Linked DNA regions of Homo sapiens: region 1 is linked to region 2. Evidence: chromatin loops called from intact Hi-C (ENCODE). Cell type or tissue: breast epithelium. All regions are shown on one strand. Links, peaks and the distances in the headings refer to the core of each region. The heading gives the core; the rest is flanking DNA.

Region 1 (2,924 bases), core at 89-2,588, 450 kb before region 2:
CCTGAGTTGCAGGGCAGTCAAGGATCTTTTCGAGGAGAAGGTTACTTTTAGGTAAGCCTTGTAGAAAAAAGTGTCATCCTCATGGGGCTGGGCATGTGAGGGGTAGGGTGGGGGTTGACTTCTAATCAAGGAAGATGCTAACAGCACACTGGTGTGAGAGCATAACACTTGGGGAAACTTTGGGTAATTCTGCACTCCTGGACATTAAGCGTTCTGTGATGGAAAGAGGAGGATGAGGTTAAGAGGGTAGGAAAGGCCAGGTCACCAGGCACAGAAGCAAACGTCATGTAATTGTAAGAAATCTAGAAGCTTTAGGACAACTCTCTGAGGCCATTCTCTCTCCAGGTGCCAGCCTGGCTAATCTTGGCTCCTTCCTTTTGGGCATCCCCAAGTGTGGATCCCAAAGTTCTGTCCCAGAGAAAGTGCAGCCTTGGCTTTTGTAGGGTTTTGGACTTTTGAGCGATTCTCCTGTGACTCTTCCATACTCTGCTGCTTTCATAGCGGTCCTTCCAGAAGGGTGGGTTGGGGGACCCATGTAATCGTCTTTAGGGAGATTTTGTCTGGCTCTCTTTGGCGGTGAATTCCTGCCAATCTGTGGCATTAGGCAGGGATGGAGGCTTTGCAATGCAATTTGAAATAATGATTTGGAGTTGCTGTTTCATTTCCAGTACTTTGGCTGCCTCACTGGGCCAAGAGCTGAAAGAAATAAGGCAGAGAAGCATAAGGTGGGCAGAAAGATTGATAAAGAATTAAGAATGCAGCAGAAGGAAAATTAAAGTGCATGGGATGAAATGGGCAAATCACAATTATGTGACCAGCATCAGGGCCCTTTCCCAAACTGCAAGCCCATAGGGGGCCTAGAATACTCCATAGCCTGAAACGGCCAATTAAAGGGGAGACAAGGAGACTCCCTCTCACTATCTGAGGTTTTGGCAGTTTCTCAGTTGCCCTGCAAACTGGAGATCTAACACACAGGTGCTAGAACACTTATTCTACTGTCAGAGGAAAGTCAGCAGCTGTGTTTAAAGGCTGTAATTCCACATCTCATTGACTGTGGTAAATATTGATGACTAAAACATGGATCACTCAGCAATTTTTTCCAAAATGGGAATTTCCTTATTGTTTCCTCTAATTTTTCTTTTCTTTTCTTTTCTTTTTTTTTTTTTTTTTTTTTTTTTTGAGATAGACTCTTGCTCTGTTGTCCAGGCTGGGCGTGATCTCAGCTCACTGCAACCTCCGTCTCCAGGGTTCAAGCCATTCTCCTGCCTCAGCCTCCCGAGTAGCTGGGATTACAGGTGCCTGCCACCACACCTGGCTACTTTTTGTATTTTTAGTAGAGACAGGGTTTCACCGTGTTGGCCACGCTGGTCTCGAACTTTTGACCTCAGGTGATCTGCCCACTTTGGCCTCCCAAAGTGCTGGGATTACAGGTGTGAGCCACTGTGCCCAGCCTGTTTCCTCTAATTTTGAAAATATGTTCATGGTAAACATTGCAACAACACACAAAATCACATAGGATAAAGTAAAATTGCCTCCACATCACACTACTTTGAGATAATGATTACATCTACTATGTCACCTTTTGTTTCTCACATAGCATTCCATGATATGCATGAGTCATCGTGTACCTAACCAATATGGTTTTGGGAGGCGTTTTTGAAACTAAAACATTACTACTGACATGAACTTAGAAATGGCTCCAAGATAAAGTTTGTAAAGAAGAGTATTCTATATGGAGACTGCAAGAGATGTGCAGGGAGAGGCCAAATCATGCAGGTTCTTAGATTCATGGACTTTACTGAGAACAAATGAGAGCTGTTGAAGGATTTTAATCAGGAGAGGAAATGTGGTTAGACTGACATTTTAGAAAGATCCACTATTCCAACAGTTGTATAGAGAATGGGGTTGAAGCATCAAAGACCTCATAGACCATAAGACCAATTAGGAGGCAGTAGTCCAGGGAAGAGGTATTAGGGCATGGCCTTAGGCAGTGCAAATTGGGGCAGAGAAAGAAGAAGGGATCTAGAGATAATTAAGGGATTGAATTGGCAGAATTTCACTTTGTTCCACTCATGTTGTCATTCAGACCATTTATGTTAGTGTGGTGCAGTCCAGTTAACTTTTTAGGGGGTGGGTATTTTACATCTGTCCAGCAAAGAGAGCAGTAAAACAAACAAGGCCAGCAGCACCTGGCAGTACCAGAAACAAAGAGAAAAATTAGAGACAAGCAGAACAGGGACAAACGTACACTTCTTTGTACAAAGTGCATGGCATTTTCTGTGTTAACTGAAACATGTCTTGTTAAACATATAGAGGACAAAGGAGGCCCCAGAAGCTCTGGGTTTACAGCTGTAATCTCTGGAGCCAGACCTTCTCTTGCAGCATCCACAGTTTCTTGGAAGAGGTCTCTAATCTACAAGAATCCTGTGCCTGACCTATCATGATTCACTGTGTCCATCGATGTGAATTAGAACTCATGGGATGGAGACTCAGGAATTGTATAGGCAACATGAGAATGATTGACTTTAGTTGGATCAGGTGTTGATGATAAGATCATAATCTCCCTCAAAGCTTAGGAAGCAGGCTAGAATCTGAATGGTTCAAATCATTCTAACCGCTGGTAGCTTCGTGTTTGGCCCAGATCCCTGGGCTTGACCAGGAAGGCTATGACTATCTCCACACAGAGATATATAACCTTTGCTATGCAGAGCACACAGCCCTGCTCCTGGCGTGCCTCACTCTTTCTTCCCAAGGAGCCCTACTTAACCTGGCAAGGTTCACATTTCAGACTGTGGAGAATGCCCACCAGGGGTTAACCTTGCATCTTTTGCTTGTAGCTTTCAGATGTGTGGTCATACAGTTTCATTTAGAAAGCAAATTCCTAAACCTAGGGATCTGTGATAATACTGATGTCATAAAAATAA
Region 2 (2,924 bases), core at 101-2,600:
TTGTAACAAGTTTTGAAATTAGGAAATGTGAGAACTCCAACTTTGTCCTTTTTCAGGATCACTTTCGCTATTTGGGATCCCTTGAGATTCTGTATGAATTTTAAGATGAATGTTTTTGTTTCTCCGAAAACTGCCACTGGAGTTTTGATAGAGATTGCGTTAAATCTGTAGATTTAATGGGAATACTTACCATTAAAATATGGACTTAATGGGTAATATGTATCACGGATAGTATTTACATCTTAAAATACTCAGCCGTTTAATCCATGAACACAGGATAACTTTCCATTTGTTTGCATCTTCTTTAATTTCTTTCATCAAGGTGTTGAAGTTTTCAGTGTACAAGTCTTTTGCTTCCTTAGTTAAGTTTATTCTGAAGCATTCATTCTTTTTGATGTTATTGTAAATGGAATCATTTTCTTTTTGAATTGTTAGTGAATAAAAATGCAAGTGATTGTTGCATGTTGATTTTATATTCTGCAACTTTGCTGAATTTGTCTATTAGTTCTAACAAGTTTCTCTGTGTTTATGTAAAGGCTAATATGTAGGGTTTCTTTTATATCTTTTAAAAAATCATATACATTTCTTATTTTGGAGAAGTTCATTACATTTTTCAGTGGCTAATTTTTATTGGTGGCATGCAACACAAATACTTTTCACACAATATGGCTTGTCTTTCATTTTCTTTATGGTGTCCTTGGAGGAATACAAATACTTATTTTAATGTACTTGAATTTAGCTCTTTTAATTGGCAACTTTTGAGTTTTAAGCTATAATTTGCTAGCTCAGTTTAATCAAGGTATTCTCTTATATATACTTCCTTATTTCAATTGTTTAATGTTTACATTTAACTACTTACTCCATCTGGAATTGATTAAGTGTGTGGTATGTAGTAGGTATTTAATTTAATTTATTTATTTACTTACTTATTTAATAAGTAGAGCCACCTGCCCCATCATTTACTTACTCCAATGATGTGACATGCCCTTCTCTGGCACATATAAGGTGTTTATAGATGTATGGGATTCTGTCTGGAACTTTTATTTGGCTCCAAATTAACTTTTTCTGCAAAATAGGAATATTATCTTAACTATTTGGTTTTAAATTAAGTCTTGATATCTAGTAGGGAATGTTTCCTCATCCTATTCATCTTCTGTAAGAATGTCTTGGCTAACTAGGGACATTTGCTCTTTCATATATACGTTTTAAAATCAGTTTATCAAATTTCATTAAAAACTCAGTTGGAATTGCATTGAATTTACAATTCAATTTTAGGAGAACTGGTGTCTTTAAGATTTTAAGTCTTTCAACTTGTTATTGAGGAATGCTCTTAATTTATTTAAATGTCTTTAACAACTTCAGTACATGTATTGACAGTTCTCCATGAAGGAATTGCATATTTGTTAAATTTATTCCTAAGTATTTTCTGTTATTATAAAGAGTATCTTTTAATTTAAATTACATCTTCTAAATATTTATTATTGATATCATGAGATGCAATTGGCTTTTGTTTATTGATATTATATCCAGCCACCTTGGAAAGCTCACATTAATTTTTATAATTTATATTTAGATTCTCTTGAGTTTTCAGTGTAGGTAATTATATCATCTGTGTCTATGTTTTCTTTCATGCCATCCTTATACCTTTTACTTCTTAGCCTTTTCCTGTTGCACCAGCTAGAATCTCCATTACAATGTTTAATAAAAGTGATGATAGTGGAACTCCCCTTTCCCCCTTGACATATAAGGGAATAATACTAACTTTACTATTATGTGCTATATTTGCTGTAGCTTTTTGTTGAATACCTTTTGTAAAGTTAAGGAGGGACACTGCTATTAGTAAGATTTTTTTGTTTGTTCATTTTGTCATGTTTTTATTTCCTTTATGTTAATAGTTGTTGAATTTTATCAAATTATTTTTCTGTTAACTATTGGAATAACTTTTTCTAATTGTATATTTAATCTTCTTAATGTTTGGCATTACATTTATAGGTACTTGGGTTTTAAACAATCCTTCTATTTCATCTTTCCATAAGCCAAAATTTATCATGATGTATATCTTTTTTTATAAACTGCTGGCTTCAAATTAGAGTTTTGTTTAGAATTTTTAAAAATTGCCTATCCGTTATCTTTCTTACATTTTCCTTATCTGGGTTTACTCCAAGTTTATATTGACATCCTTTTCTATTCTCAAGAAGGTGTTGTATGTTGCAAAAAAACTATTTTTTGAAAATTTAGTAATACTTATTTGGGTCTTACCTTCTTTTGGTGATTGATTAACTATCTTAATTGCTATAAGAGTATTGTCTTTGTTTTTAAGTCAATTTTGGTATGTTATATTTTCAAACAATTTATCTGTTTCATCTAAGTTTTCAAATTGACATATGCTTGTTCACAGTAGTCAGGTTTTTATCACATGCTGAATCAATAATTAGGTCTCCTTTTTGTTCTAATCATCAGAAGTTTGATTATTTTATTACTCTTTTCAAAGCACCAACTTTTGGCTTTATTCATCTTGTATCATGTATTTTTTCAACTTCATAGATTTTTACTCTTATCTTTATTGCCCTACATCTACTATCTTTGAGCTTATTTTATCTTTTTTTTTTTTTTTGCAGGAGACCGGAGTTTTATTATTATTATTATTATTATTTTATTTATTTATTATTATTATACTTTAAGTTTTAGGGTACATGTGCACAATGTGCAGGTTAGTTACGTATGTATACATGTGCCATGCTGGTGTGCTGCACCCACTAACTCGTCATCTAGCATTAGGTATGTCTCCCAATGCTCTCCCTCCCCACTCCCCCCACCCCACAACAGTCCCCAGAGTGTGATGTTCCCCTTCCTGTGTCCATGTGTTCTCATTGTTCAATTCCCACCTATGAGTGAGAATATGCGGTGTTTGGTTTTTTGTTCTT

The links. Peaks named below come from ENCODE experiments on the same cell type or tissue, not always from the same donor. Only the 100,000 strongest peaks of a DNase experiment are listed, where the experiment ranks them.
Region 1: a loop joins it to region 2, with 25 times the contacts of the local background. A loop is called at or near these places in 3 of 110 quality-filtered maps.

Annotation. Positions count from the first base shown.
Region 1 is chr10:77,115,795-77,118,718 of GRCh38, reverse strand. The region is part of intron 6 of KCNMA1 (potassium calcium-activated channel subfamily M alpha 1); the gene reads left to right. Among named protein-coding and RNA genes, the nearest start is that of KCNMA1-AS2, 24 kb to the left of the region's middle. In breast epithelium, for the core only: no CTCF peak of the experiment used is centred there; no DNase peak of the experiment used is centred there.
Region 2 is chr10:76,661,066-76,663,989 of GRCh38, reverse strand. No RefSeq gene overlaps it. Among named protein-coding and RNA genes, the nearest start is that of KCNMA1-AS1, 230 kb to the left of the region's middle. In breast epithelium, for the core only: no CTCF peak of the experiment used is centred there; no DNase peak of the experiment used is centred there.